Linked DNA regions of Mus musculus: regions 1 and 3 are each linked to region 2. Evidence: chromatin loops called from intact Hi-C (ENCODE). Cell type or tissue: left cerebral cortex. All regions are shown on one strand. Links, peaks and the distances in the headings refer to the core of each region. The heading gives the core; the rest is flanking DNA. Region 1 has its middle 66 kb from the start of Gm30437. Region 2 has its middle 72 kb from the start of Fbln2. Region 3 overlaps Wnt7a (wingless-type MMTV integration site family, member 7A).

Region 1 (10,648 bases), core at 2,928-5,427, 61 kb before region 2:
CCTAACTAAGTGGCTAGCCCAGAATTATCCCTCAAGCTTCCCAGATCCCCATCTGAAATGAGGACTTGTTGGCCTCTCTGGTCTGTCCCTTCTGTTAGCTGTATCTATAAAGGTCTCAACCCCAAGTTTTGAAGCTGTGTCCCATCTGTCTCGCCATCCGGCTCTGCCAGATTTGCTACCTCCACCAAGATCAGCATTCATGGGGCTACTATGTGGGGGAGCCTGGTGTTGCCATCATCTTGCAAATGAGGAAAAGCATCAGTGAGGGAAAACTTCTCCAGCCATAAACTAATAAAGCCACATTGGGGCCACTGCAAAGAAATTTCTAGAACAAGACAGCTGCGCATTTGGAGACAGGATTACCTGCCATGACAGTGGTATGCCCATCCCTTCAGCCACTATGTCACCTAACACCTGGACCAGCACTGGTTCCTGAGAGTGGCCCAGGGTCTGAGCAACTACCCACAGGCAGATGGCTACTTTGGCAGAAGCTGGGCAGCCAGGGAACAAAGGGCTTTCATGGGGTGTAATCCAGGCTGCGAGAGGAAAAATGGTCAGGTGCTTGGAGAGGCAGGTTCACACGAAGGGAAAGGGCAAGTCTTGCAGGACTGGCTGGCACGGGGGCCCAGGTTCCGGCCCACATTCCCAGGGCAGCAGACGGTCCCTGGCAATGGCTGAAGGCCCCATTTGTGTGATATGTCAGCAGGGAGGGTAGGCCTTTTAAGGGTTGAGATCGTGAGGCCTGATAGCATGCTGGGGCCTCTCCCTGGGGGAGCCTGGCCCTTGTGAGGACTGTCAGCCATTGTTAACTGTGTCCCGGTGTGAAGGAAAACGGGGCACTGGCAGTCACTGATACCTGTGCGATCTGGCCACCAGGACTCGGCCACACCGCCACAGCTCCAGTTACAGGCCGGATGGGCAAGGGGGCCTGCAGCCCTCTAGCATACCCGTGGCAGGCAAAAGGCAGTGGAAGGTGAGCAGTGTGAGGCCACAGGGATGATGGCGAGTCACAGGGTCCTGTGTATGAAGTCACACACTGCCAAGGGTTGCCCATGTTTCATTGCCAGAAAGGGGGCTATGAGAAGAATGTGGTGGGATGAGAATGTGAGAGGGCAGAGGATGGAGGGACCCCCAGCCTTGTGTTAGTAACCAGTGCTCTGGGCTGAAAGGCTTGCCAGTCTCCGTGGATCGAATGCCAGAGTTGCCTGTCACTTCCCCCAAGGCACACGGTTTCACAAGAACTTGGTACGGGAATCAGGATGAATGCCTGTGAATCACTGAGTATTTAAGTGTCATTTGTTACTTACTAGTATTCGCTGGTCCTGTGTTCAGTGGTGCTAAGGGACTTAGTCCTCAAGGCAGCCCCCTGGGATGGGCATTATAGTTACTACAAGTGGGCCACAGAGAGGCAAACAATTTCCCAAGGTCACAGAGCTTTGACAGGGCAGATCACAGTCTGTTAGGGCTGGGATTATAACCCAGTCATCTAGCTCCAGAATTCCTACCTCCAGGAACCACTAAAAACGGACAGAAACTGAGGGCAGGCTCAGGCCTCAGATGGACAGGAGACAAACTAATGAAGACCGCCAAAGCAAGAGGCACATGGAGGTGTGACAGCAGGGAGCCCACAGGACCGAGAGACAAGCTGCACACAACCCTTGCCATTCTGGGTGACAAGACAGAGGAGAAAGGGGGTCACCGAGCTCAGATCTGGAGCCACAAGAAGGGCAAAATCAAGGACTATGGCTAGAAGGGGGGTGGGGGCAGGGGGCGGGCTCACTTCCCTGATGCTCTACTAAGGGAGTGGCAGCCTCCTGAGTAGAGAGTAAGGTGGGGATGGGATGGGAGGGAGGGGCTGTGAAAACCAGCTCTTCCAGGGCATAACTTAACAGCTCTGAAAAGCCATTTACACCAGGCCTGGGTCAGGGCAGCACCATCCTGCAGAGGGCTGTGTCCTGCTGCTCCCTCCCAGGTGCATGTGGCTTCTGAGATGCTGGGACAATAGTGACCAAAGGCCAGGGTGTAACACAGCTACCAGGAAGCTGGGAACCCGTGGGACTGAGTTGTCACTAAGTAATCACAGTGGAATAGCAAGGGGGGGACCTGCTTCTTAGAGCCACCAAAGAATGGGATGAAGTTGGAGGTCTGAGGTCATGTGGCTGAGGTGGATGGACTTGGTTGTCACATCAAGGGACACATCTGACATTCTGGATGCTTGGTTAGTCTCTGGCCATCATTACCAAACTGAGGGCTGCCAGGAACTGTTGAAGTGAGGGGTTGATGGGGGAGGAAAGGGGATGGATGAATGAATGAATGAATGAATGAATGAACAAACGAACAAATGAATGAATGAAGAGAGGCTGTGTGAGGAAGAAATGAATGAATGAAAGGATGGAGGAGGGAGTAAATGGCGCATAAACAGGAAAGAAGACCAGGAAGACAAAGGAGGAGAGGGATCCTGCAGAGCCCTGGACTTAAAAGATCCAGCTGCATCCTACTGCTGCTTAAAATGCTAGGCCTGCCGTCACCATGGTAATGGGAGAAAATCACAGAGCAATTTGTAATCAGCAGGAGGCGGGGGACTCCCGATAGAGCACTCTGGGAAGGAAGGGCCCTGCGGGTCCCAGAACTGAGCTCCCTCTCAAGCCTGAGGCCAGTTGCACTTCCTTCACTAGGGTGCCTCCCCCAGCTTCTGTAGCTGGCTGAGTTCTGCCTCAACACTCAGCCCGCTCAGATCGGAGGTGCCTGCTGGGAGGTGGCATCCCTTCACCAATATGTAGCCTGTCTCTCTGTGCACTGCACACTGGGGCCACAACCCCACTTTCTTCTCCTTCCTCAGGGAAGCCTTCAGAAACTGCCATGAGCCATGCTCTCCAGATGGAAGGACGTTGCTCCCGTTTACCATGTGGCAGCTGCAAACTCTTCCTGGCTCTGGTGAGCTCCTCTCCACCATCAGCCCCAGGGATTCAGGATTCAGGAATCATCCTAGCAGTAGAAACCATAGACCGTCCACCCTCGTTCATGGCACAAACCTTAATGAATGGGACCCGAGTTTCAATTGACCCAGGTTCTACTGTTCTGTCCACTGAACATCTTACAGGCTTTCCCAACAGTAAGAGACAGAGAAGGAACTTGGGGTCTAAAAAGCCACATGTTCAAAGCCATACATGCACATAAGCACATTAGCCTCCTAATGTAGCAGACTTGATCCTGGATCTTCAGGCTGCTGAGAGGGTTCCCAAGATCTCCCAATCTTGGGAAGAACGGCCGGACCCTGCAGAGTTCACTTATCATGTGACCTTAAATAAGTCATCTTTGCCCTTTGAGTTTCAGTCACCAACTCTGGAAAGTTTAGACAGCCAAAGATGTGCCCAGCTAAGGAGAGAGTAGATGAGAGTCCATGGGGCAGGAGGAGAGGTGTCCCACAGCTCAGCTGCACTGGGGTCCAGCCTCCACTGTGTCTGCCCTTGCCTCCGTGACTCTAAAACTCAGTCTGTGGTCCATTACTGCCTTCCCCAAATCCGGCCCTGGAAGCTGTCCAGCTGCAAATGGAGAGGAGCCGGGGGCTGGCAGAGCAGGCTGGCCTATGGTTTAGGGGCAAGGAGACTGCTTTGATCAATGGAATCTGGTTTGGTCTGGGCAGGACGGCACAGAAGGGAGGAAAGAGCCTCAGCCAGACCCTGCCTGTGCTTTCTCTTTGTGTCCTGAACTACCCTCTGTAGCTCAGGAGTGTGGACTCTGCCTTGCTGTGAGGCTCATGCCGTGCCCTGTACACACTAAGAGATTTGACTGAAGTGGCTTCATGCATGGTTATATGCACACCCACACACCATGTTTGTGGCTTCTCAGCTTCCAGAGCTAGTGGCCTTATCTGCAAGCTAGAGCAAGAAATTCCCTTCCCCAGGGGCTGTAAAAAGAGCTGGTAGCGTATATACAGCTCAAGGCAAACACTCAGAACCTCCCTTCCACGGAGGTACTGCCAGCCAAGGCCCGGAGGGGGAAGCACCCATCCAGGACACACAGCAGGGCACCAGGACCGGCACCTTTGCCCAGGCTGAGTCTAAACACTGGTGAAAGGGGGGGGGGGTGAGGGAAGGAGAAAGGCAGTTAAACCCTGTGCAAGCACCTCACACAATGGGGTCAATGGCCAGGCCAAAGAAGGTGGTTGAGGCGGGCTTGGCCCTGCTTAGCATATGAGCTGGAGGCCCCGCCCCTTCCTGAGAGGGTTCCAGGACCCACTATAATGTCCCAATTGTCGTACAATACCTTGATGGAGGGCCCTGTCACATTTTTGCCACCGTTACTGGGGTCCCCATTCATGGCCACTGTCACCATGCTCAGAACAAGCTGGCTAGGCAGCCTCCTTTGCATTAAAATGGGTGAGAACTAAGCCTTCCTACTGCTCAGCTGGGCAGAAAACAGGATTAGGCCAAGGACGGCTGAAGGCCCCTGGTGGGGGCGGCCCCAGAAGGCCAGTGTCGGCCACTGCCCTCTGGCCTGAGCCATGCATCAGTTCCCTATAGCCCTCAGTGAACATGAACAGTCCCTCCCTGTATCTAACTGTCTCTAGCTCTCAGTGTGGGGTTAGGGGCATGGGTTTCATCCAGAAGGGAAGACACGCCACATTTATAGGAAGAGTGATGTAAAGAGTAGGACAGAATGGGCGGATGAGGATGAATGGATGTCCATCCCGGTGGCATCTCTGTTAGTTTCCAGTCACAATAACAAAATACCTGAGAGGAGCCACTTATAATGAGAAACATTTTCTTTGGGGTCAACGTTTCAGAGATCAGGGGCCATGACTGTCAGCCACTGCTTTCAGGCCCCTGGTTGGGCAGTGTCACCACTATGGAGTGGTGACAGATGTCAAAGCACAGCTGCTTTACTCATAGTGGAGAGTGGAAGGAACCGGTGAGATGGACCTGGGGTGCCATACGCCCCTCACAGACACGCCCCAGTGACCTGGAGACATCTCTCAATAGTGTCACTTGGGAACCAAGTCGGCACCCACATGTCAGCAGCCTCTGAGCATGCCTGGAGCTCCTGGTCCACGGGGAGAAGCCACAGCCTGAAGGCAACTGAGACCAGGTTTCCAGTGAGGGTTGGCTGACATGAGAGCATGCTGTGTCAAAGGCTCAGCATCCACGCACGCCACCCTACAGGCACACACAGAGAGGAACGAGGCAGCTCCCATACAAGAATTCAGAAACATCCCACATTTCCACAGGTGGGGGAGGGGCACTAAATACATCATCCACACCTCAGAGCCCATGTCACTCAAAATAAAGACCTGGTGTGACATTAGAAGTGGCAGAATGTCCGAGACTGCTAGCAAATGAACAGGACAGCTGTGGATAGGCATGTCCAGGGTCATTCACAGAGAATGGTATGTTGCCTGTGAACCCATGGCAGAGGCCACAGTGAGGGACAAGGAGCTAAGGTAGCTGCCTCTGAAAAACTTAAGGGGCTCAGGAGGAAACCTTGGCTTTGTGCCTTATGTGCTCTTTACCACTGTATGTCCCCAATGTGTGATGGTTCACTTTTTCACTTTGGTTTTTTTTTTTTTTTTTTTTTTTTTTGTCTTTACAAACATGCAAGTCACATGAGTTCAGAAAAAACAAACAACCCCCCCCCCCCAGCACTTAGAATGTGCGTATGTGTGCAGTGCTAGGGATGTGCATATGTGGGCAGTGCTAGGGATGTGCATATGTGTGCAGTGCTAAGGATGTGGTCTGAGCTGGTATTCTAGGCAAGGCTCTACAGGAGCCATAGTCAGCCCCCAAAACTTTATCCTGACTTCCATTCTGGAACCGGCAGTGCCCATTGCTCACCACTGACACTGAGTACCCCTGCTTGCAGGCACTCCTTTGACGTGCCTCCACAGGCTTTTTGCCCAGACCTCTGAGGTGAACACTCCATTATTATGTAAGAAGACATCCTGGGAGATGCAAATGCAGGATGTCCCAGGAGGCCACTAGACAGAGACCTGCAGTCTGTACCACAGCTTCACTAAGTGCTGGCCACAACCCTCTTGCCTGGGTACCCCACCTGGGCATCTTCTCTCATGCACACAAAGGAGATGTGCACAGAGATTCCTTCCTTGCCCACATCAGGACAAAGAGACAATGTACACATCCACGGGGCTGTCCTGCTCCAAAGCCCTTGTCCCTCTGACCAGAGACTCTCTAGACCACACTGACAAATCAGACCATGACCAGGCAGTGACACGATGACGGAAGGATGCGGCACAGGATGAGAGAGCAGAGGGGTAAGAAAGTACACAGCCTCCCCTAGGGCTTCCATTGTGTTCTTTGAGAGCTTAGTAAAGGGACAGGCACTGGTAAGACCCCCCCCCCTCCCAGGAACAGAAGAAGCAGTCAGATTATCAATGCCCCTGCCTCTGGGATCCCCTGACCCCAGCCAAACAGGCACAGGCTGCATGACCCAAGTCAAATCCTTCTTGCTGTAGTCCAGCCTAGAGACTTGAGAACGCCACACTTCACAGTTGGTAGGAAGTGCACGTCCCCCAGATTCATACCATTTATCTTGCTACAGTATTTATTAAGAGTGTCCCGGAGAAGAGTATTCTCTGCCCTGGCTTCACCCGAGCCTCAGCCACTAACTGGAAAGTTCCACATTGCAGAAAGCTGAGCACTACTCGGGGGTGGGGGGAGTACCCTGTAATTTGTATGCAGTTGCAGGTCATTACCAAAACGACAATGAAATGCAGGCTCCCTGTAATTAGATGCTTTTATGAATTGGGTTCCAAGGTATTCATGGCAAAGCTATAAGATCTGCTCCTCCCTTGATTCCATGCCCTTTCTCAGCCATCCTCAGGCAGGCAGAGGCCGGAGGGCCACTGCAGAACACCTTGGCTGGCTCTAGCTCGAGGATCTGTCTGTTCTGGATGGTAGGTTGTGACTCCCAGGAGCAAGCCTCAGAACCAGCCCAATTGTCTATACATTGGAAGGAATGCCTCGAAGTAAATCATGATCCATGCAGATCTTGGAACATGCTCCATCTATGATCACTAGAGAGGCAGCTGACAAAGCAAACAGAAGGATGCCCAAGACAATCCAGCACGGGAAGGAACAAAGACCTGAGATGAGCGTTCCTGCAGAACTCAGTGGAAGTTTTCTGCCTGCTCAGGCTACTGTACCTGGCCCTGCCGCCCAAGATCTCACACTCACCTTGCCTCCCTTTATCACACAAGCACTGCTCCTTGGGAAACCCATCAACAGATCAGCAGGAAAAAGAAGATCCTGAGAAACCTACCTGCCACGTTGGTGCCATGCCTGGTTGAGCAGACACGCTGGCCCAGTCTCATGCTACCTGCCTGCTTTAGCCACACTTCTGAATAAACAGGACACAGCACTGTATCCAACCTAATGTGATTTCTCCTCTCCACTCAGGGTACACCAAGCACAGTCCCTTCTGGGAATGAGACACAGCCCTTGTCAGCTAATCTCCTCTGTATCACACACCCCCTTAGTATCTACAGCATCTACTGCCATAGATCTCACATCTACTGCCACATTTAGTAGGCTGGAAACAAAATGGAGACTAAGAGGTAATGGATTAATGTACAACTGCTTCTCTACATAAAATGAGCATTGAGCCAACAACCTCCCCCATACCCCCCAACTTGAAAATACCCTAATATGGAGGCAAATTAAATGCATACAACCCTCCCTAACTCACAGCTTAGCAGCAGTCCACCAGAGTGACCACTTAACTGCCCAGTGTTTGGAAGAATGTCATGCTGAACATTGCTAGGCTGGGAAAGAAAACCAAAAACTAAAACTCATAGGTACAATGTCTATGGAATGTATATTGACTTTTGCACAGTTGTAAAGTTGGGGAAACAGTAAGTTGAGCCATCATTAGGCTGGGAACTGTCTACATACAAGGATTCCCCTGTGAGAAAGTCAAGTGTGAGCGTCAACCCTGCGGCTCCTCCTGCGCTCAGCCGTGTGAAGCTATCTGGCTAAGCAATGCCCCATAGGCCTACATGCTTGGCTATCCAGCTGGGGTTACAGATACTTCAGAATGCTGTGGTCCACCCCATGCTGCTCTTCCTCACTGTATTGCTGGTGTATTAGTCAGGGTTCTCTAGAGTCACAGAACTTATGGATAGTCTCTAGATAGTAAAGGAATTTATTGATGACTTACAGTCGGCAGCCCAATTCCCAACAATTGTTCAGTCGCAACTGTGAATGGAAGTCCAAGGATCTAGCAGTTACTCAGTCTCACGCAGCAAGCAGGCGAAGGAGCAAGAGCAAGAGCTAGACTCCCTTCTTCCAATGTCCTTATATTGTCTCCAGCAGAAGGTGTAGCCCAGATTAAAGGTGTGTTCCTTAAACACGGAGATTCAATCTTCTGGAATCCATAGCCACTATGGCTCAAGATCTTCAAACCAAGATCCAGATAAGGATCTCCAAGCCTCCAGATAAGGGTCATTGGTGAGCCTTCCAATTCCGGATTGTAGTTCATTCCAAATATTGTCAAGTTGACAACCAGGAATAGCCACTACAGCTGGCTAAGAGAGATGAGCACTCACCAAGCCACAGCCTGATGCTGTGGTGTCTTGACATTTCACCACTTCCTTACAGAGCAGGGTCTCACTCTGTAAGTTTCAGACATGGCAGATGTTTTAGTGGGATGTAGCACAAATGGCCTTTTGCCTGGCTTCCAACACAGTCCTGTTCGCCATCTTTGTGACTGACTTTAGAAAGGAAGGATTTTATTTGGGCTCATGGTTTAAAGGGATACAGCCCATCAGAGCAGGGAAGGCATGACAGTGTGGCCCTGTGATGGGTGGAACAACACTTTTACAGACATTGAGCCAGAGTCAAGGCTGCCAGCTGTGCTCCCAGTGACCAGACTTCTCCAGGAGGCACACAGGAGAAATGGAGGATGAACACGGAGAGCAGTCCTGAGAGAGATGAGAACTATTACAGAGAACACAGGGACAACAGGAAATGTGCCCTGAGGGAAAGACCTGCACCCACCAAGAGCTCCAGACGGTAACAATGCAGATTCATCTGAAAGGTGGGTACCTGAGAGTGAAGGGGCTCTGGGGCACCCTGTTCAAGTGTGATCTCCTAGGGAATTATTTTTCTAGACTCAGCTATAAAGGCACACTAAAGCCAAGGGGGACAGACTACAGTTTGAGCTGCTAGTAGAAGTGTCATCCAAGAGGGCTGTTTTATTTTTTTCAGGACACCATAAAGGCTGACATCAGGCTTCAAAAAGTTTCTGAGGCCAGGCAATGTGCACCAGGGCTGGGCTCTCTACATGGAGTCCCAGCACGGGCTATGAATGAGGTTGTGAAGGTATGGACTAAGCTATAGTCCAGGCCTCAGGACTTTGGATATGATGGGAACACTAGCCAAGAAAGAGAAGCCACATGTGCCACAGGCAAAATGGTTGTAGGGGAAAGCTGTCCAAACCCACCAGAGCCCACAGATGATACCACTACAAGCCCCAGACGCTGGACATAGAACTGTAGGGTTTGGTATCTTCCCTGCTGGGTTTCAGTGCTGCCGTGGCCTGATCTTTCCTCTTTGTGCCCTTGCTCCTCCCTACTGAAATGGGAAATGTATACTCAGCGCATCGTACATCCGAAGTATGTACCTTAAAAACAAGTCTACATGGGCTCACAGTTAAGAGATTATCGGAACGCCTTGAGACACAGAAGAGACCTTAGGCTTTCAGCAGTGCTGGGACAGTACAATGTTACAGGAACTTTTGAAGTTAGACAGAATGAACTTTGCATTAAGGTGAACACGAGCCTATGGGGTCAGGGTGGAATATTATGGTTTGGGTAGGAGATGCCTCCTGGGCTCCAGGCTGGTGTAACTGCATGGGAGATTGCATGACCATTGGGAGATGGGGACATGATGGAAAACTGAGTGTCTTGGAGGGATGGGCCTTGAGGTTTAAAGCCCAGCCCAGCCTAACACAAGCATGCATATTGTCAGGTGTTGAGTATCATATACAGCACATGAAATATGTACAGAAAGTGACAGAGTGGCCACAGAGAACAACATCACATCAAAGTATGGCTTCTAGTGAGCTTAAGTGCCTTTCACACCATCCTGAAGTCAGCACATCAGCAGTTAGGGATAATAGGTGCATGCGTGGTGTGTACAAAGATTCTTTCTCAGGGGGTGTGTTCCTTGCCACTCAAGAGATTCTGAGTTCAAGTATTGGTTCAGGTTAGGCTCCCAACCTGCCCTTGTTAGGCACTCAGCTTTGCACTAAATTCATTAAGCCACCTGCCCAGTCTCTTGTAAAGTCCCAAGAATCATACAGCCATCCATATATCACCCACATGTTACATATGCACACATACTCCCAGCTCACACCATATACACATGTTCGAATGCTCAGTCATTCATGGAGAGCCCACACCCTATGGCCCTGCAAGCAAACAGCCGTCCACTCCTATTCCTGCTGACTCAGCACCTCACTCCGCTCCTAAGTCCTTATGGGACACACACTCCTTACTCAACCCCTTTCAACTTCCCGAATACTTGCCTAGTGCAGGCAGACTTCACCATCTGGTACCTCACACACTGTGCCAGTAGACCAGTCTCTCCCAGAGCACACTGCCCAGAGGCTGAGCAAACCTCTTCAAGACCTA
Region 2 (10,648 bases), core at 3,613-6,112:
CAGGGCCCCTCTCAGCTACAAAACCACAAAGCCGCGAATCTCCTTAACTCCCTGTCTAACTTCACTCAGGAACAAAAGCTTGGCATCTATCTACAGTGCAGGATTTGGTGTCTATTTTCCAAAGCTCGGCATCTATGCCCCAGAGCTTTGAGTCTACATTCAGCGCCAAGTACCTATATTATGGGGATGGTGTCTACACCATGTAGCCGGTATCTGCAAGGATTTTCTGATGTCATAATGCAGTACTGGACCTCTACAGTCTAAGCCAATGAAGTGTTGGCAGTCTTTGAGACAAGAACAAAATCAACTGGGAGAAGATGAGGCCTGAATGAGAAGTGTGGTTGTGGGGAAGCCAGTGGGCCTCAGGAGAGAGATGGGTGGGTGGCTTGGGGGAGGGGGGTCCATAGTGTCACTGCCATGGCCTCAAGTCCCAATACCTCTCCCTTCCCCCAGTGTGTTCCACCTTCCCTGGCCTGCCTATAACTTTGACACACCAGGCATAGCTGCCACAGGGCCTTTGCACTGGCTGGGCTCTGGTTTTCCCCTTTCATCTCACAGGTTTCTGCTCAGGTGGTGCTTTCCCAGAAACCCCCTGGCCACAGCCCGAGCAAGTCACTGACCAGCAACCCCTGCCATCACCCTACTTGACTTCCTCCTTGGGTTTGTGCCTAGAACCCACACCAGTGTCCTACACGAAACCTAAACATTAGGATGGGAGCTGAGCTCCCATGCAGATAACCATCCCTTTGCATTCACCCTGGTGGCCCCATGGCAGCTGCTTCCCAACAGTCCAGGTTCCAGGCAGAGCCTGACCTCTGGACTCTGCGTAGAACAAGGCTCCATCCAAAAGAGCAGGCATTCTTAGGTGCCCCTCCTGTGCCCCTGGCAGGCTGCACATCAGGCATGTGTGTGGGCAAGTGGATTCTGTGAGCAGAAGGAGCAGCCCATGGTAAGGGAGGTTGACATCCAAGGGGGCTGCCATCCCCAAAGGGGGAGTCTCAAGGTTGCACATGGCTTTGCTCCTCAGTCTGTATAGCTTGTTTTCTGTTTTAGGAGACCTGGGACAGGGCAGCTTGTATGGTTTCACTCCTCAGGCCCTAAGACTGCACTCTAGCACAGTCAACTGCAGGCTCCAGCCCCGACCTCCACTTCAGATGGCATTAGACCATCCTTATTATTGCATCCTGGAGTGGTCAATCTTCCAAATACTTGGATGTAAGCAAAAGCTGCACTCCAGCTTCAGGAGTCTTTCTGAGGATATAACAGATACCTCCACTTGGCTCCTTTTCCTTCTGTCCTTCTTTGACCTGCTGTACAGAATTAAGTTATGAGGGCCAGAAACCTGACAGCCATCTTGGCTGTCCCCTTTGGTTTGGTAGAACCAGGAGCCAGAAGGAAGTTGGTCCCTTTGTCCAGCCTATACCACCAACTAGAAGATTTACATATGAAAAAGATAGACCTCCCTGTTGTGTTTAAGCCAATGGAGTTTTCTTTCACAGCCTAGCTGACCCACTGATTCATATTCTACCAAGATTGGGCACTCCTGGCTCCTGATCCACCCTTCAATACAATTTCAGGACAAAAACCATCAGGGTGCCCTCTTCTTACCAAATGGTCATCCAGTTGCTGCTTGGACACCACAGGGGAAAGGTTCAGCCAGTGCTGCTGAGCTGGGACAGGAAGCTGGTCTGTAGTCCAGGGCTGGAATCAGCCTCCTGCCCTGGGCTCTGGGTCCAGCTCTGGCCCCACTCCATCACCATCCCAGACCAAGACCAGGATTCCCTAAGGCTGGACTGTTCTTCTGTAGGCTCTGGACACCTGCTGCTGTGACTTCTGTATCCCAGAAGTGAGCTCCATCTCCATTTGAGGCGTTCTAAAGCTGGGGGAGGGTTTCAGAGGCTCCCTTGCTCCCCCAAGACAAAGAAGAGGATTAGGTCACGGAGACCAGGCTATGCCCGTGCACAACATTCTGGGCTTCTCACCACTCACCTGCTTTATCTCCTCACCTGGCTCTCATGGAGCCATCCTGGTTTGCAGATGAGGACAGTGAGGCCTGGGAAAGTAGAGAGAGGGGCAGCTGCCCAGCCTGGCCCTTCCTCCATCCCACCCCTGCACCTCGGCCCGCCCAGTGCTGTCCTGGTCGGTCGGGACAAGACTCCGACTTGCAGAAGAGATTAGGACTAAGGAGAAAGAACGCCGTCCTGGCCCCGCGCATGCCCTGAGTATTTAAATTCTTTTTCATAATTATCTCAGATAGTAATTACTGCAGAAGCAGATGCGCTTATCGCAGACAAGAAGCCACCTGCCTTCCCATTTTTGTCAAAAGTGGAAACTGACATTATTTTTGCGTTTTGCTTCAATGGCTGTTTTCACTGTAAGTAGCACCTTCACCACAAGGAAAGCAACCCTGGAGAGGGAGGGGGTGTCCAAGCCTCAGGGTGATTATTCCAATCCTGCTGTGGGCATTGCTCAAGGGCTTGAGGGGAGAGAGGAACATACTTCCACAAAATGTACAGCTGGGGTTCACTCCTAGGGAGAAGCGGGCACCCCTCCCCCACTACACCCCTCCCCCACTACACCCCTTGCCCACCATAGGACTACAACCCTCTGGACTCACCCACCCACCACAAACATCAGTGTCCTGGACCTTGAAAGAATTGGCTCCCATGAGAAGTTCTCATAAGCCCCCAAGAGGATGCCCCTCCAAGGACTGGGCACTCGAAGCTCTCTCCTCTCTCACAGCTTAACTCAGGGGCCTTCAGTAACAAGAACAAGGGACAACCTGAGAACCCTCCATCAAGGAAAGGTCCTGCAACCAGGCAGGATAACTGACCTTCAGGAATCAGGTGGGAATCCCAGGCCTGGCTCTGCCAGCCTCTCTGGTCCCCAGTGTCCCTTCTGTCAAATGGACAGTCCCAAAGGATCTTGACCACCTCTTCCCTAATGAATAAATCATTCCTCCTGGAAAGCTTTTGGCGTGAACACCTGAACACGGGGGTCTCTTTCCACTCTCAGCCCCAAGTCACAAATTGTAATTGTCAAGAACTACAATTTAGCGTACTGGGTACCTGGAAGGCATTGCTCATTGAGTCATTTATCTTGCCCCCAAATCCCACATTATGGGTCCATTCTCATTCCTCCTTTTCACTCGGGGAAGCAGACTCAGGGTGGGTGAGTTTTCCACAGCCTTACAGCAAATCTACTAAAGCACTCAGTAATCCGTTCCCGAAGATGAAAATCTGATTGCTCCCATTTCCCAAGAGGAGGCACCGAGGTTCGGAGAGCTGTACCTCGGGTTTGGGGGAGTACAGACCCAAGCGTGAGCACAGAGGAACTGGAAGGGAGCCCTGAGGAGTTCAGCCTGCCTTCTGGAAGAGCCCCCTACTGGGCGTGCCACCTGTCCCTCCTCACAGCTGCGTTCTGCTGCCCTCGTGTGGTCAGAAAGGTTGACGGGGCTTCGAGCCTCTAAAAATTTGCGCGAACAGAACAGACGTGGTCAGAAGGCAAGAGTGTATGGGTAAAGAGAGAGAGCACAGCCCCGCCCTGGAGTCCTTCTCAGTTTCCACTGACTCCCTGTAGGCAAGCCACTTCCTACTCTTTGTCCTAGCAGATCTGTCTAGGACAGTCTTCCCTGACTTTATCTCTTTCCAACAGCGTCCCCCAGCCCTACCCATTAGCCATGATGTGGATGTATTGATTGTCCCTGTGCAGAAGTGAACCTGGCCTAGGTACTTCGCGGTAGAGGCTTGGAATGGGCCCTCTTCATCACCCTACATGCCTCTAGTCAGCGAACTTGAGCTGATTCGGCTGCAGGCCCTCTAATGTGTCAGGCAACAAGCCCCGCACTATAAGCATTCGCCCGCTGCGGGATGCTGTCCACTACAGTCTGCACACCAGTGGGCAGCCTCCGAGGGGCGTAGACTGTATGACGCGGGAGGACAACCGAGAGCACAACGACCAAGGGCGACGGTCTCTGCTGGGAGGAAGAGGGTGGTCTGGCACTGAATTTGCCTCCCAAATCAACCTGGGGGAGCCTCTCATTGTTCTTGTCTCGCCAGGAGGAGAAAAGTTTAGTCTAAATGCCGTCTGGTCCTCACGAGCACCTGCCAGGACACAGTGCTCAGCGACTTGCTTCTCTGTGTCTCCACTGCTGAGGCCCCGCATCGCCCAACCTACTAGTCAACCGTGCTGTGATGGGCAGGAACATGTGTACATCTGGGAGTGATCCAGGTTTCCTGTCGCAACCCGGTGAACCCGCTACTCGCAGCAATCTCATCTCACAAGGCAGGAAAATCAGACACCAAGAAGTCTAGGAACTTGCCTATGTCTCACAGATGGGAAAAGGCAGAACGGAGATCTGAATTCTGCGGGACAGGACAGGGCCGTGGGCTGCAGTGTCTAAGCCCTGCTCTCTACTGAAACCCTTAGCGCACCAGCCCTGCGATCTGGAGCAGAGACCTGCAATCAGCAGGGCTCAGAGTGTGTGATCTCCGGGTAGAAAGTTCTAGGACCTGCGCCTCGGCTTTCCGCGGACCAGCGCCTAGCGCCCCTGCGCCTGGATAGCTTTCTGCCAGAGCCACCGCTCGGACACACGCACTGACGATCCGCGACGCTCGCAGCGCCTCCTGGTGGCGTCCAACATCCTCAGCGGCGGTGGCTTTGGCGCACGCCCTAGCTGCACTGGCCAAAGGCGGCTGGCCACGCTAGGGACTGGCACTCAGCAGCTGAGCTTCGCCACCTGCCGCTGGAGTCCGGGCTCTTCCTGAGAGTCCCGGCATGCCTGCCCCATGGCTCCAAGCCAGGCTGAAAGTCAGAGCCCGGAGTCAACGGCCCGACTTCACCGCGGCCTCCCCGTGAGCAGCTGTCCCGCTCTGGATATGTGGGCCCTGAAGAGGGACCCGGGAGTGTCCACCTGTGGCCACGCTGACTACGCTGCGCACCCGCCAGGCCCACATCCTGCCCCGGTGGGCGCGAGCAGGCAACGGCGCCCACCCTGCTTATCACTGCAGAACGGAGAGCGGGAAATGCCAGGGCCCGGGGCACGGAAAAGGGCGGAGAGCTGGTCCCTAAAGCCACGTGGGTTGGGAATATGCCTCTGGGTCAAGTGCCCAGGGACTTGATCTTCCGGCTACACTGCCCTGTCCTCGAGAGCTTTTCAAACTGGTGACGCAAACATCAATTTGGGGAGGGAAGGGGAGGGGTGTACAGCCAAAATAATGCCCCCCTCCCTGTGCGGCCCCGCCTTAGTCACTGGTCTCTTCACAGCTAGATCTCAGGCTACGGGGGATGGGGAAGCCGGGGGAGGGGGAAGCCGAAGGCAGGCCCAAGTCTAACAAAGGACTGGATGCTCCCTAAGCCCGAGCCAAGACTGTTTCCATGGTAACCCTCTTCAAGGATAAAGGAAAGGCTTGGTTCCCCCAACACGATGCTACTAGCTGTGAGAAGGGGAGCTGAGCCTTAGAACACAGGTAGGGAGACTGAGTTTGGGGAAAGGATAGGGACATGTTGCAAGTTCCCCTACTATCCAAGACACCCAGGTTTCCCACTGAAAGTCCATCATGTTTCCTAGAGCACCTGTTTCCTGAAGCCCCCGCTATTTCACACTGAGGACAGGAACACTATCTGTAAGTGACCAAGCTCTGAGGAAGCTACACTTCTCTAGGGAGAGGAAGAGCACGGTGGTGAGGAGGGTCATCATGGAAGACCTGGTGGCCAGCAAGGGCATGCCTGAGAAAACACATGGGGTAGTGGGGCCTTCTGGAAAAGAGGAAAGGAAAGAGGCCTTCTGAACATCAGGAAGCAATGTCTGGGGCAAAGGGAGTGGTCCCAGGCCAGGCAGCAACTTTAGCCTACCGAGCATCTGGGAGATGTGGCGGCTCCAGGGAACCCTAGGTGGGCAGGGGTAGGTTAGCCCAAGCAGTCAGGCACTGCAGAAAAGGGCTGTATCCACAGAAGCAAGTCTCCTGCAGAGGCACGCTGGGGCATTGGAGGCTAGCAGCAAGAGAGACATGGGGCAGGGATCAGGCCGGAGCAGCTAGGTCTGCACACGAGGATGGTCTGAAATAGAGAAGCTTACGGAGGGATGGGGTCAAGTTCGGGAATGTCCTCAGAGTTCATTCTGCAGAACTCACCAGGGGTGTGAATGTTGGGGAACAGAGGGGGGGAGATCTAGAATGTTCTGGGGTCCAATAGATAGAATATGGGAGTGTGAAAGAGGAGTCATATTTCTAGCCCAAAGCAATGGAGTTGCCAAGGGGCTATCTCTCCTCCCTCCTGTTCCAGCTTGGACTACCCTATGCACACCTTTCTCATTCACCCCTCTCATGGTCACCCAACCCACTGCTGCATTTTTGCTCTGCCCATAGACTGAACATTTTGACAAACACAACTGTCGACTATCTGAAAAAGACCTGCCTTTCCACTGAGCTGTGTGCGCAAGGTTGTTTAAATTCTCTACAAACATTTCTTTGCTTTATGCCACACCTGGTGCCACTAACTGGGACTCAGTTTACCATCATCATAGCCCCTTCTTCCCCCTCACTCCTCCTTCTCCTCCATGCAGAACCCCGCCTTACTCCTACCTGTTTAGAAGCAGCCATGTCTGGAGCCACAAGTGGGATGTTATGCAAAGGCCATGTGGTCTGGAGGAGACTCCCCAAGAGGACAGGTTAGTCTGGGGCACAAATTTCAGTGTGCAGGCGGTGTACAGTGAGTAGGCCAGGGTATGGCTGCCAAGGCTGTGCTGTTCACAGTGAAGAAGCTGAGGCCTCCCAGCCTCAACCACAGAGAGAACAGCCCAGACTTGGGTCATGGCACACTTGGCCTTCTTGGTGCTGGAGTTCTTGTCCCCCAGCCGTGGTAAAAGGAACCTTATTCTCTTTGGGCCTGACCTTTGGAGGCAGGATAGTATTCAGAAAGCCTCAATCCCAGCTACCATCCCTCGGGCTCTGCCAACCTCCCACAGGGATGGCTCGGCTGGCCCAAGGGCGTTGGCCTGATGACTCGGCTATGGGTGGGAACTTCAGGCACAAACCCTGACCCTGATGCCGAAGCCCTGGAGCCAGCACAGCAGCACTACTGTCCCTTCCTGTTCCCACCCTTCCTGAGCTTCAAAGGGTCAAAGTCCTAGAACAGGGAGGACAGAAACCTTAGTGTCAGCCAAGCAGAACTGGCCTTGAGCTTCCGATCTGATAAAATGGACAGAAAGGAGGATGAGTCTCTGACTACCCTACCAGGGCACGGCCTCAGAGTCTGAGCCCTGTACCTGGGGCCAGAGCTGAGTTATCATCAGCCCCTGCTAAGGAGGAGCCAGGAGCAGGTGCTTCAGGGCTAAGGAGAGGATACCTGGGCAACTCCTATTCCACCAACCTGCCCCATACCCCGGTCCTGGCCCACTCTGGATCTTCCTCCCAGCTAGTTTGCATCCTGGCAAGAGCATGCCTGTGTTGTTGATTCACTCAGCATGTATCTGTGTCTGCTTTGCTCCATGCCTGGTGCTGGGTGCTGGGGACTCAGAGGGGAACTCATTTGCACATACACTGAGAAGTGAGACTAGCAAGCACCTAGAAAGCAGTTGGGGAAGCTCTAACTCTGTGGAGGGTGCTCAGAGCTGGGCATTGCAGGATGTATAGGAGTTTCCATGCTCTCCAAGCAAAAGGTCCAGAATGGGAAAGAAGAGTGGGCAAGGTGACTGGTGCACAGGGTTCGGCAGGGAGTGATGGCCACAAGACTGAAGAGGGTGGGGCCAGGATGGTGGGCTGTGAAACTCATTCGTATTGCAAGCAATGGAGAGCCATGGTGAGATGAACACAGCACATGTCAGGAGCATGCTCTGCTAGCTACTGGCAACCCCCTCCTGAGACAGCAGGCTTGGCAGATAGACTCAGTCAGAAAAACCAGCCCCACCCCAGCCTCTCATCAGCCCTAGCTGAGGACCCTGTGCAATCCTGAGAAGGATTTGCAACCTCTCTGGGCCTAGAAAGTGAAGACAGGCATAGAAGGGAGGATGATTCTGGTGAGGTGTAAGGACAAGCATGCAGCCACCTGTCCCTCTCAGAGCAGGCAAGGTAAGTGGGCCAGGCCTGGATCACTTCCCACCCCTGGGAATGGCTGGCCAAGGGCCTGGGGACCACAAAGACCAAACAGCACAGAGCTGCAGGTTGGGTGCCACCAGCCAGGCTCTCCACAATCACATGCATTTACCGAGAAACACACAGACACCAGGTCCTCCAGGCATCCAGGGTAGGACAGGCCCCATTTACAGCCACTACCCCAGCGCAGCTGTCAGAACTGCCTGCTCTCACGTGGGTGGCCAGACCAATTCAGCAAATGCTACGGTCAGCACCCCATACTGGCCACACACAGGAGTTGCCTTTCCAGAGGGCCTCTCCCGCCCAGCATGTACATGCTCATGTCTGTGCATGTGGGCTGGCAGCTAGGCACACCTAGTCTTTTTTAAATGCCAATTACACAGAAATTACAGTTATCAGAAGCCATAGTGGGGCTCCAGTGGGCCTCTTAACCCTATAGCGTTCTCCAGTAGCAGGTCTCAAACTAGTATAATTCCCATAAACAGAGAGAAAATAGGAAACAGAGGCTCTGAAAAGCCAGACAACCACAGCCAAAGCAACAGTGATCCCGTGCCTGTGGCAAGGGTGACGGGGAAGGTATCATGTTCATTAGAATTTGGAAACAGGTACAAGGTGTCATCTGAACTCCGCACACCCCCTTGCTTATGTGCTTCTAGGCGACTCCCCAGCCCTACACTGGCTAGAATGAAGTTTACCCTAGCTGCATCAACTGCTAGCAATCCCGCTCTTGGCCACCAGGTGTCACCACACACCGCCTATGGCCTGGAGAGGCCACAGCTATGGAGATAATCAGGTATCAAGCTAGGAGTGAGATTGTTGAAGCTCTGTGGCAGTCCCTAGAATTGTGCTGTTTCTGGTCAGCCAATAGGGTCCTTCTTTACCCAGATATGAGTCAGAGAAGACAAAGAGAAGCCTTCCAGTTTGAGCAGTCCCAGCCCTTGAGGGCCGAGGTGCTGGGAGCTGGACTGGCAGATGACAGAGCCAGAGGCTGCAGCCACAGCCCTGGAATCCAGGACCCTGTTGCTTCTTAGACTTAGGAGCTAGAAGCTCAGAGCTGTGGGTGTTCATGCTGGAGGTTCATCACCCTGGGCTTTAACCCCCAGTGGCCCTGGCACTGGGCTGCTATTGTAACACTAGGCAGCTACCTGGGTGTCACAGCTAACTGGGGCAGCAAGCAGCTAGCTACCTTCTAGTGGCACAGCTCCTGGGTGGGTCTGAGGTACTGGGCCGCTCAGCTCCTGTAGTGACTTATGTTACAGCTCTCAGGCACTGGGTTGCCCTGTGATATCCTGAGTAGTGACAAATGTAGGGTGTCTAAGACCGTTGGCCCTGGAGACTCAGTGGTACCCTGGGATGAAGGCCACAGGTTCTGCCTCTACCTGGGATCTCTGCCTTCTCCCTCCTTCTCTATCCCCTTTACCTCATCCCTAGTTGTCTTAACCCCAACCGTTCTTTGAACTCTTCAACAACCTGTATGGTCATACTCCTTAGGGACGTGACAGTCTCTCCTTGGTGAATTCACTTGGACCTCAATAAAGATCAAAGTGGGTGTGTCCCCCATTACCCTGGGACACACTCCAAGATCCCCACTAGGCACCTAAAATTGTGGGTGGCCCTTAGTCCTATGGATCTTGTGTTTTTGTTTTATATGCTTGCCTATCTTTTTTTTTTTTCCAAGACAGGGTTTCTCTGTATAGCCCTGGCTGTCCTGGAATTCACTCTGTAGACCAGGCTGGTCTACAAAAAAATCAAAAAATCAGAAATCTGCCTGCCTCTGCCTCCCAAGTGCTGGGATTAAAGGCGTGTGCCACTACTGCCTGGCATGATCATTCATTTTATAAATGGAGCATGGTAAGATATTGTGACAGAAATAGTACAGGGCAGTAGCAATACCATGGAGCAAATGCTCTGGGGCGCTGTAGCAAAAGTAATGTGCCTGCTCTCTCCCCTCTCCTCCCTACCCTACTCCCTGTCACTCAGAGAAAGCTCTTCGCTTCACTTCTTCCTTACATGAGGGAGCACTCACAGTTCTTCATATGACTGGAGCACTTATGGATTCTCTTTGTCTGAAGGGAGCACATTTGGCTCCTCTTCCCTTGAGGAGAGCACTCCCAGATCCCCTTCCCATGAAGAGTTCTATCAGTCACGTTTCTGTTGCTGTGATAAAATACCATGACCAAGGAAGGCATGGTCATGGAAGGAAGAAGGATTACGGTTTATGGTTTCAGAGTGATGAGAGTCCCTTAGGGTAAGTATGGCAGCACTCAACAGACTGGGCGACAGAGCAGGAAGCTGAGCGATCTTATTTTCAAGCACAAACACAAAGCAGAGAGAGTGTAGAAACAGAGAAAGGAGGAGTGCTTTCAAGCTGGGAGAGGCTGAGTGCTCTCAAGCCTCCCCCTCAGTGTAGCTCCTCCCCCCTCAGTGTAGCTCCTCCCCCCTCAGTGTAGATCCTCCCCCTCAGTGTAGCTACTCCCCCCTCCGTGTAGATCCTCCCCCCTCAGTGTAGATCCTCCCATAGTTACTCCCACTAGACCACACATAGATACCTCCGCCAA
Region 3 (10,648 bases), core at 5,019-7,518, 74 kb before region 2:
TACAAAGAGAAGACGGTCTTTATACACATATAGATATATATATGCATACACATTTGTAACTTTGTTTTGTTTTGTTTTTGCTGTTTGCTGCTACCTATCCAGACTCTAAGCTGGTCCAGATCTGGAATTGTTTTTCTCCAGGACGTGCTCCTATCCTTTTGCCCTTTACAGTTCAAACCTCTCCGTTAGAAAAGTTCCATTGGGAATGGCGTGTGTGTGATGGGGACGAGGATCACAAATTCCCAGCAGTTTCCATCCTGAAACGTGAACCACTGGATAAGAGGCTTTCTAAGAGACTATTTTTCTATGGATATTTTATTTATATGGAGTCTGCCTGCGGTGCCCCATGGCCCATGCCTCTTCTTAACACTGGTACTCACTCAGGGGCAGAAGGACAAGGCCAGGTGTGTGGGCAGGTCCCCCGGGGACCCTCACACAGCTGGAGCCTGGAGTTCTATTTGCCAAGGGGGCCATAGCAGTTACCAGATGCCTGGGTTGGGTATCTTCTGTGTTAAACAAGAGGGAACCATCCCCTGGCTTTAGCCTGCTAAGCTCAGGGCTTGGAATGGGGTCACTGGATGGTTATCTTGGGAGATGACCTCTGGATGAGCCTCAGCGGTGGGTCAGTCAGTGTCTCACACACTTTGAGAAGCATGGGACCTGGCATTCATCATCAGGCAGAGGCCAGCTCAGGGATGCCGCTATCCCATCAGGACAGCCCAGGCACTGCCTCTAGGTGAGGTGTAGTCCTAAGAGAAGGGGTCAAGGAGGGGGAAGGAGGAAGCCAAGGAGTGTTGGCCATCCTCAGTGAAAGCGATGGGAGCGTTCTCTCAGCAGCAGAGACACAGCTGTACCTGTATCTCTCCAATGGGAAACCCCTCCAGAAGGCTGGGGATATTTTTTATGTGTTTCCACATGCATTTCCACCTGTGTGCATGTAAGCACATGCGCACACTCCTGTGCCAGCACTCTGCGGCACCTCCAGGGTGCTCACGGGTACATGTGCTTACATGTATCTCTCTGTGCTTGGGAGATCAGACCATGTGCATGGAGCTGTATGCCTGAGCACTTGTGGTCTCAGGGGTTATTTCCAGGTATCTGCATTTGTGGGTGGGGTGCAAGGTAGACAGCAGGGAACTGATTTGATTGTGTTGAGCCACAGTGAGACTGCAACTCTGAACTCTGTCTCCACAGCTGCTGGTGAAACTCAGATGCCTGTGAGACAACAGCCCTGAGCCTCATGGCCCACATGCTGGGAGCCCCTCAGTGTCTAGGTCATGTCCAGTCCCCCACCTGGGTTACATCACGACCAATAAACATGGCTGTATGGCTGATTTCTTCCCTTGAATGTATTTTTTAATTTCTTCTTTTGTGTAGGTGTTTGGATGTATGGGCCTGGAACTAGAAAGATGGAGTGGATGAACAGATGCGTGGATAGATAGATGGATAGGGGAGTGGGTGGGCAGATGGATGGACAGACAGATGACAGATAGATAATAAGTGAGCTTTGGCAAGTAGGTGAGTAGATGTGTACGTGGATCTGTAGGAGGATAGACAGAAGGATGGGTGTCTAGATAAATGTGTGAATGGATAAATATGTATTTGGTAAGGAGAAAACTCTAGAGCATTTCTCAAATTCCCACATCACATCCTCCCCCCTTCTCTCCACACATCTATAGGATCTCCATTGAGCATGGGCTTTCCCAGATATCAGTCTTTCTGTTTCTGGCCTCACTTGTACCTGGAAATGGGGGAGCTCCAACTAGCCTCACCAGGTGACTGTTTCATTAATAATAGCAACATAAACACAACGCAAACGATGCCCTGCTTCAGCATCCAAATGAACAGAGGGCCCGCACGAGGGCAGCTGGTCTTGCCAGACCAGCACAGGGCTTGCTGCTAGCCTGTCAGATGATCCCATAATGCACTGCAGGCATCCAGTCTCAGAGCCTGTTCTCTCTTTGAATGCCAAGCGTGACTGTGCTCTGAGCCTCAGTTTCTCCATCTGTGAAATCAAGGAACTAACACCTTCCTCTCAGACTACTGGAGGATCCTCCCAGGAATAACCACGTGGCATTCAGAGTGGCAAGACAGCACATGAAGGCTAGAGCTTGCTACTGTCAGTCATTATCAGGATGTCCACTGAGAGCCCTGTGGCCAAAGGAGTCTTCTAGCCCAGCTTAATAGGGTACACCCTTGACTCTGTGCTGGCAAAGCCACCCCTGTCCCATCTGTTGTACCCCACAGTGGTTTTCCAGCAAAACTAATGCTTAAAAGACTGGAATCTTAAGTCACTCCATCAAACCATCAGCCAGATGGCAGAGGACAGTGGGCACACGCCAGGTAAGCAGTTCCACATAGGTCTTTCCTGTCACATGACAAGGTAGGCTTGTGAGGCCAAGTCCACAGCCCTGACCCCAGCTCTGATTCACCAAGCAAAGCTGGCCATCTGGGTTTCTAAATACATCCTCCCTGGGACCCACCATGCTCAGAATAAAACAAGATAGGACTGTGGACAAACTTGATCTTGGCATGGAGAAACTGAAGCCGAGAGAGGAGCAGGGAACCCCTCAACAGGATTTAGGTCAAGAGAGTCCCGAGCAAAGCTTTTCTCCAGGAGGTAGAGGCTTCCCCACACACAAGCAGGTCTGAACTGTAGCCCAAGCATCCAGGAAGCTTTCCTTCCCCAACCCCAACCCCCGGCTGACAGGTGAGAGCATCTTATGGACGAGAAGTCTCACACCAGGAAGGGAGAACAAAGACTGCAGCCTATGTGACCTCACATCAGCACCCAGGCCCGAGCCTTCTGCTACTTCCAATGGAGGACTAAGGGAGATGAAGACAAAGGACCACTCAGGCTTTGGAGACCCACATAGGCTGTTAATGCTAGCTCCTCTCCATCTGAACACATCCCACAGGCAAGGAACTCTGTCACGGCCTCCCAGGACAATACGTGGGTCCCCTGACTGGCCTCTCCACTTGCCTTTGTTTTTTTTTTCCTGCTACTGGAAAAAGCAACTTATGAAGGACAAGATTCATTTCAGTGCACAGTTCAATGTACAGTCCATGTGCTGGGGAACTCAAGACAGCAGGAGCTTAAAGCAACTGGTCACGATAGGTCCTCAGTTGGAAGACAAGAGCAGTGGTTACATGCCTGCCAATACTCACGATGCTTGTTCCACATACATAGCCTAGGTCCTGCCATACTTAAGATGGCCAGGAGAGAGAGAGAGTGAAGAGCTGGCCTGTTAGGCTCCACCCACCATGGCCAACCTTCTTCTTGACTTCACCTCCACCTGCCTCAGCCCCCCACCCCCAGTACACTGTTCTTCCGACCTTCAGGCTGCTCCTCCCTAACTTGATTCAAACACCAGCTCCTCACTATCTCTGCCCTGGCTCCCCATACCTCTCACCCACTATCTTTTTGTTCTCTCATAGCAGTTACCCCTAGCTGAAATGGGAGCTTCTATATCTTAGGGGCTGTAAAGAATAGTCATCAAGAACACAGAGTCCAGGGGTGGCAGCACATATAGCACTTGGGAGGTGGAAGCAGGGATTTAAGGTTATCCTTGACTACACTGTGAGTTCAAAACCAGCCTGAGAGACAGGAGACCTTGTCTCCAAACAAACAAACAAGCAAACATATTAAGTAAGTAAGTAAGTAAGTAAAGTGAGAGCATGGGCCATGAAGCTGAATTTCCTGGGTTCAAAACTGACTGTGTGCTCTAGAGCAGCCCACTTAACCTCTCTGTGCCCATCTTTTTCTATTGGTCAAACAGAAGCTGCAACACAACGACAGTGACCCAGTGTAACTAACACAGTGCAGGCTCCTAGGAGCTGAAAGCGGGAGGCTATGGAGCAGAGACCTGTGAGGACGATGGTGTGTCCCCAGTGCCCAGCACATGGTTAGGACTTGGTGACTAAGAATTGATGCCTGAAGGCTCAGGAGGGCATCAGAGGTGAGGACCTGGAGACAAGAGGACGGCTTGTTTTAAGGGTTGCAGCATACTGGAGCTGGCTGGTGCCTATGGATACAACCACAGACACAGCTTCTCCACTGACAGATAGTACTGGTTACCACAGCAACGCTCATGGTCTCAGAAGAATGAACTGAAGACAACAGGAGAGCTCCCTGGCCACCCCAGCTCAGTGCTGAGACACCAGAGCAAGAATCTCCAACGCATGCGCAACACTGTTCCACAAAGACACTGACGGAGGTGGAGAACCAGAGAGTCCCCACAGCCAAGGGAGAGGACAGACAGACACTCAAGAGCCACGTAGCTCCAGGAAGACCTTTATAAGCAGCTACAAAACACAACACACACACACACACACACACACACACACACACACACACACATGCTGACCATTTTAGCCGTACTAGGGTGCCTGCCTAGGTAGCAGGCTCAGAATCCCAGTGTTCAGGATGCCAAGGCAAGAAGGTGATGAGTTCCTCTCTCTAAAAGATGAGTGGGCAGTGCCATAGGCATAAGGATACAAGATGCACACACCCAAGCACAGGTCACACACACGACATAGAAAAAATGGCTGCAAACCCATTTTTGGGAGCCATGCCTTGGATTTTACTCTCTCACTGTGGCCTCCGGTGCCTACTTAGACACAGACCCTCAGTGCTCCCTTTTGAGTGCCTGGTTAAGTGAAGATCCTCATGTGAGGCTAGAGAGAACTGGTGCAACTTGCCTCAGGAGGCCACACCAAGGTGGGAGGCACCGGGGTCTGAAGGGCCAAGAATACTTCTGAAGTTTAGCATCTGTGCTCCCTTGGGGCCCTGGCTCCCAGCCCAAGCATGAGCCCCAATCACAGGTCTTCCCTTTCTTGGTCTAGAAAGGTTGACGTGCAAGTCAGCTGTCCACTACTGTGATGGAACAGCCAAGATCGTGGCTAGAAAGGAGGAAGGTGCTACTTGGTTTTGGCCCCTTTGCTTTGAGCCCATGGCGAGGCAATGCATCATAGTGGGAGTACTTACTTGGTAGGAGCGGGTGGTGGAATGCAGGGTGAGGCACGTAGTGGAGCACCTGGTGAGAGGATGAGATGGGAGCACATGGGACAGCATGTGATGGAGCACTTTGTAGAGCATGTGATGGGAACACATGGTGGAGCAAATGGTGGGAACATGTTCTGGAGCACATATATGATGGAGCAAAGCTGCCCACGGCACTGGTTTCCATTTACATAAAGAGTTTTAACAGTTTTCAGCCGAGTGGCCAGAGGCTTTCAGAGGGCATGGCCCTGCTTAGCATCTCTGGGACCTTCCTTAGCTTCCCTAAGCTCCTTAGCTCAATGACTCAATGCTCAGCCTACCCTCCATTATCCCAGGCAGGCACCCTCTAGCATCACTACCTGAAATACCAGCTCAGTGCCTACCCCCACATGATACCCTAATTCCTGCCCAGTTCCATCTGTCTTCCTGGCCCTTACCAAGCTGATTGGCAGAGCGTATGTGCTTGTTGACTAGCTTTGAGAGGTGGGCAAGCTGATCAATGCCAAACGCCCAGATGGGATCCCAGAAGAGAGAACAGAGACCATATGCTGCCTTTCCAACCCTTCCTATAAGAAATTCCAAGGCAATTCACTCTGGGCTATCCTGGCATTTCTAAGAGTTCACGTCACTTCAGAGCCCTTTTGGCTGCTCATAAGCAAGAGAAAGGACATACGTTGTGCAGCAGAGGAAGAAAGAACACTGTGTTTGAGCTTTTTCAGACCAGAACCGTGTCTTAGTTGGCTCAGTAGGAGCAACTCCCCAAAGGAATGATGGGAAGGACCAGAAACCTGTTATACCCATGCCTGGATGAGGAGAAGCAAGCACCTTCCTCTCTCTAACAGCCGCTTGGGTCTGCAGAACCCTGGGGATCCCTCACTCTGTCCCTCCCTAGTGCTGAAATGCAAGGAGCCAGTGGTATCAAGCCATAAAGGGCCAAGTTTTAGCTACCCAAGCAACTGGGATGACCAACTAAAACAGGGGCACAGCCATCTCATTAGCTAGGAGGAAGGAAGGAGCAGAGGCAACTAATGCTAAGTCAGCATCTCAGGGAGGGAAGGAAGGAACTGTAGGGCAGGTTACGGCAGCTACCCCTCTCTATGCTCTCAGCAGTGTGTAGGAGCAGCCATCCTTTATACTTGCTAATGGCAGATGCTCCCTAGTTTAAAAACACACAAAAGTGTCTAAAGTAAATGATGAAAATACACACGATCCCTCTGAGTCTCTTATGCTGAGAGATGGTTACTGTTGCCAGACTTGACTGTGGGAATAGAAACCTATTCATGTTACAGAAGACGTGAATGGGCCTCAGGCTGCCTTCTGCTCTCTGTAGCCAACACAAGTCACAGCACCTCATTCTCCTGTTGGTTTTAGTGGGATCTGCAACTTCTGGGGAGAGTCATCTGTCTAGCTACCATCAGAAGCAATGTCTTTCTGTGCAAGCATGCAGATTAGCACAGTGCTATGACCATGTCTCAGAAGTGGGAATTCTGCGTCAATCGATGCTAGACATTTTTGTTAATTCCCCCACTAAACTCTGACTGATGGGAACCCAGGGCAGGGAGTGGGGTATAACCCTGCAGAGCCCTTGGAGAGTGAGTTTGCCTCTGCTGGAGATTGCAGTTGTTGGACCACAGATAGGTCCCCTTTTCCAGTTCTGGATTGTCCGTGTGACCTTTTTGCCTGTCCTCACCAGCAGATCTTGTTTACATACAAGCCCTCTGGCAGCTGAGTCCAGTTCCATCTTCATGAGTCACTCTCACAGCTATTAACTGAGGTCTCCAAATAATCAGTAAGCAAATGATGGCCCTACCCTGCCCAGGGACTCCAGCAAAATACACACAAGAAACACAACATCTGAGAACCAGTGCCACTGTTTGTCACCACAGATCAGGGGTGCAGGTGCTAACGTGTGCAAGCTAGCAGGGAGGCAGAGGAGTATGGAGGGATCAAAAGATGAGGGGCAACTTGAACCAGCTGCAGGGGACAGTTCCAGCCAGGACACAGAAGCTCCGCCGCCACACTGGGGAGGCAAGGTGTCAAGTCTGGAGCTGAAGGCTACAGAGATCACAGGCGGAGGGCACTGCACACCGAGGGCCTCTTCTGATATGGACGTGTGGTGAGAATAAGAGCATGAGGCGTAGGGCTTGTTGCCAGCACCTGTAACACAGGTGCAGCACCTATAACACTCAATCGTCCGGTGCTGGTCCTCACATCTCTGCTCTGTGATGTTCAGCAGGGAAGCTGCCAGTTTAAGCCTGCTTTAGGATCAGGCTGGTCCCTTGGGGAAACGGACTAGGGCCAGTATGTTCTGTGCCTCCATTTTCACAGTAGTCCATGGAGCTAGCACAGTGTGTATGTGATTGAGTGTATGTGATTCAAGGAACAGTGCTGCACGGACTCTCAGAGGGGGCCTGGCATGCAATGAGCCACAACCCACGGTGGTTTTGGAGGCTCTGCCCTTGGCTTTAGCATTGGTGAGTCCAAGAGCAGATTTGGGAGGTTCAGATGTCCCAGATGCTTCTTCAGGTCAGGATCCAGAGCCACCCAGGCCTCCGGGGCTCAGGGCCACCAGGTGGCCAACCCTCCTCAGCAGGCAGCAGCTAGAAAGCAAAGCAAACACACGGAGGGCAGGAAGCTCCTGGGCCGCAGGAAAGCAAACACGCTACTTCCTCCTGCCACACGCTGTCGTCGCCAACCTTTCCCAGGGCCCATCCTTGGGAGACCTCCTCAGGCCCCCGGCCTGTGTTTGGACAGCTTGTCGGAGAGTCTGGGTGGAGAAAGGGGAGAGGCAGATCCAGGCCCAGGCTTGCTGAGACCCCATCTTGTGCCCTAGTCTCCCAACCGATCCTCAGGGCACTGCATGGAACCACTCCCTACCCCCATCCACAGCCTATGCCCTGCACTGGGCCACAGGCCTTGTCTGTGTGTGATGTCAAGAAAGAGTCACGGAAATAAAAAGTAGTCATAACCAGTGTTGGCCAAGTGCTCCCTAGAGGCCCAGCACAAGTCTCTATGCCACCTGCCGGGTGCCTAAGAGCAGCAGTCCCGGCTGGGTCTCTTGGTGACCCTGCAAGACTGAGTTTTCTTTTGGTGCTGGAGATAAAACCCAGGGCCACAAACAGGTTAGGCTTATGCTAACCTCTGCTACTAAACTCTACTCCAGCTCTGTTAGCCCACTTTTCAGATAAGTAAAGGAAGCAAAGAGAAATGAGGCCACTTGCCCAAGGTTATCCAGTTGGAAAAAGACATTTCTATCCAATGCCCAAATTAGTAATTATAGCATCTTTGTAAATGTATACGTTTCCTCTTGCTGCTGAAACAAACTCACCAACTTGGAAGCTTGGCACAGCATACACCTGCTTGCCTGGTGGTGAGAAGTCTATAATCAGACTCCCCACAATGAAGTGAAGTGGAAACTTAAGGGGTCTTTGGAAAGTCAATTGTGTTGAATGGTGTTTTGCTGGGGCAAACACGTGGAGTGTTTTCCTGAAGCAGACACAGGTGAAAGGATGTTCTGCTAAAGCAAACACATGAAAGGACACATGCCGAAGGATTCTTTGTTAACAACACACATATATTGGTCCATCTTACATTATTGTGTAGTTGAACTCCATTTGTTGAGACTCTATAGAGAGAAATGCACCGAAAAACTTATGTCGGTGTGCTGCAGTTTCTCATTGCTTTCACGGACTAGGGTTGATTACCAGAGTGATGTCAGCTGAGACAAGACACGTGCTGAGGTAAGACCCATGGAGGACACATGATATTTAGAGGGCATAAAAAGGCCCAATGGACAGTGACAGAGGCTGTGCTGTGCTTGCCTATTATAGAGCTAGCTGTGCAATGCTTGTTGGTCTCAAGTCTGCTTCGCTGAGAGAGGCACAGCCAGCTGAGAACTTCTGGCATTCCTGCTGGTCCTTCCTGCTGACTTGTGCTGAGGCTGAGGCCTGGCTGTCTCTGCTAGGTAGTGACATCACTGCTGATTCGAGTTTGCTATCCTGACTCTACCAAACCGGACTGCTGGTGTATCCATGAAGTGTTTGCGAATGGATCGAGCTGCCGCTGCTGACCTTTGAACTGAACTGCCGATTTCCAGACAACACAGACTGGAGTTGTTCCAAAGAACCTTTCTAAACAGGTCCACTTCTTCCATATCCTTTCTTTTCTAGTACCTCTGGTGGGTGATGGGCTAAAAGGAAGATTAAAGCGTTTAAGAACCATTATTTTAAAAGGCTTAAAACATTAAAGTTACACTGAAGCATGGGTGAGAGCAGTGGCTCTCTCCAGAGGCACTGAGAAGAGACACCCTTTCCTGCCTTGTTTGGCTCCCAGAGGCCACCTGCATCTTGGCTGGCAGTCCTTCCTTCCCTCCAGCTGCGGAACACATTGCTCCAGCCTCTGCCTCTGGGTCCCTCAGCAAGGGCCCTCATGATGAATTGGTTCACATGACCAATCCAGGACAGCTGACTTGCTCTCTTCTGTGCATGCATACGTGATTTTATGTCCCTGTACATTCTAGGAGCTGCAAATGAGAGAAAGCATGTGGTTTTTCTGAGACTGCCTTAGTTCACACGCTGTGGTTGGCTCCACTTACATCAAGTTCTGGAAAATGACATAATTCTCTCACTGCAGTGTATGTGCATGCTTATGTTTTCTCTATCTGTCCCTCGCTATAGGCTGCATGCATTATCTACTGTGAGTAGGGCTGCAATGAGCACGACTGCATAGTGCCTCTGAGGTGCTGACTCGGAGTCCTTTGGGTAAATACCCATGGTGGCACACTGTGACACAGGGTAGACCATACCAACTTCTATCACGACTGGGCTGGTTCACACACCGACTAGCAGTGAATGGGCCTCCCTTCTGCACATGACTACACCAGCATTTGTTGTTTTCTTAATGACTGTCACTGTTTTGTGTTCTTTATTCACATAAGACCCCTTTGCCAATTACAACAGTATAATCACAGGCAGCAGCGGTCAGGACATGGGCATACCAAGTGGGCTGTAACCCAGTGTGCAAGCGCATGGCCACCTGCTGAACACCCTGGTTCATCACTCTGAGATCTTACCTTGAAGACTTGGAATTTGCTCTCAGCTCACCTTGCACCTTTCCAGGTGAAGAGAAGGGAGCCTCCCCCTGCCTACGGGAGTTTGTTCTCACCAGACTCTAGCATGTGGCCAGCCTCAGAGACCCAGGGTTGGTGTGGTGTGTTGTATACCATACTCCACTGCTGACTTGAGCAGAGGGAAAAGTCCCACCTCCCTCCGACATTGACCCACAGTCAGGCCTCAAGCAGGTGCTTGCAGAGAGCGAGCAACAGAAGCAGAGTGTGACTGTCACATCCATAAGCACTGCAGGCAGGGCAACAGCTAGAACTTTCCGAGGGGACACCTCACAGCCAAGCTGCCATCATGGTTTGAGGGAGGGCTGAGGGAGGTTCATGTGCTGGAGGCTTGGTTTTCCCTGTGGTGGGTAGAGGGATGGGATGCTGAAGTGGTTAGATCACTGGAGAAGGTGGTAGGTCATTGTCGGGGCCGAGAGTGGGGGTAGTTAGGCCTCTGGGGAGAGGTGGTTAAGTCACTGGAAGAGGTCATTGGAGAAAAGCAGGTAGGTCACTGAAGCATTGCCTTTGGAAGGGTTTAA

The links. A loop is a pair of places that touch in the nucleus more often than their neighbours do. Peaks named below come from ENCODE experiments on the same cell type or tissue, not always from the same donor. Only the 100,000 strongest peaks of a DNase experiment are listed, where the experiment ranks them.
Region 1: a loop joins it to region 2, with 3 times the contacts of the local background. A loop is called at or near these places in 6 of 42 quality-filtered maps.
Region 3: it touches region 2 in a loop (2.2-fold over the local background); 5 of 42 quality-filtered maps call a loop at or near these places.

What each region holds. Positions count from the first base shown.
Region 1 is chr6:91,339,848-91,350,495 of GRCm38, reverse strand. No RefSeq gene overlaps it. Among named protein-coding and RNA genes, the nearest start is that of Gm30437, 66 kb to the left of the region's middle. In left cerebral cortex, for the core only: no CTCF peak of the experiment used is centred there; a DNase peak (open chromatin) is centred at 4,279; H3K27ac peaks cover 917 bases.
Region 2 is chr6:91,279,588-91,290,235 of GRCm38, reverse strand. No RefSeq gene overlaps it. Among named protein-coding and RNA genes, the nearest start is that of Fbln2, 72 kb to the right of the region's middle. In left cerebral cortex, for the core only: a CTCF peak has its summit at 4,623 (motif pointing left); DNase peaks (open chromatin) are centred at 4,611 and 5,347; H3K4me3 peaks cover 738 bases.
Region 3 is chr6:91,354,681-91,365,328 of GRCm38, reverse strand. Wnt7a (wingless-type MMTV integration site family, member 7A) reads left to right here. Exons shown (of 4, transcript NM_009527.4): 4 at 1-1,348. Among named protein-coding and RNA genes, the nearest start is that of Gm30437, 51 kb to the left of the region's middle. In left cerebral cortex, for the core only: no CTCF peak of the experiment used is centred there; DNase peaks (open chromatin) are centred at 5,098, 5,460 and 6,233.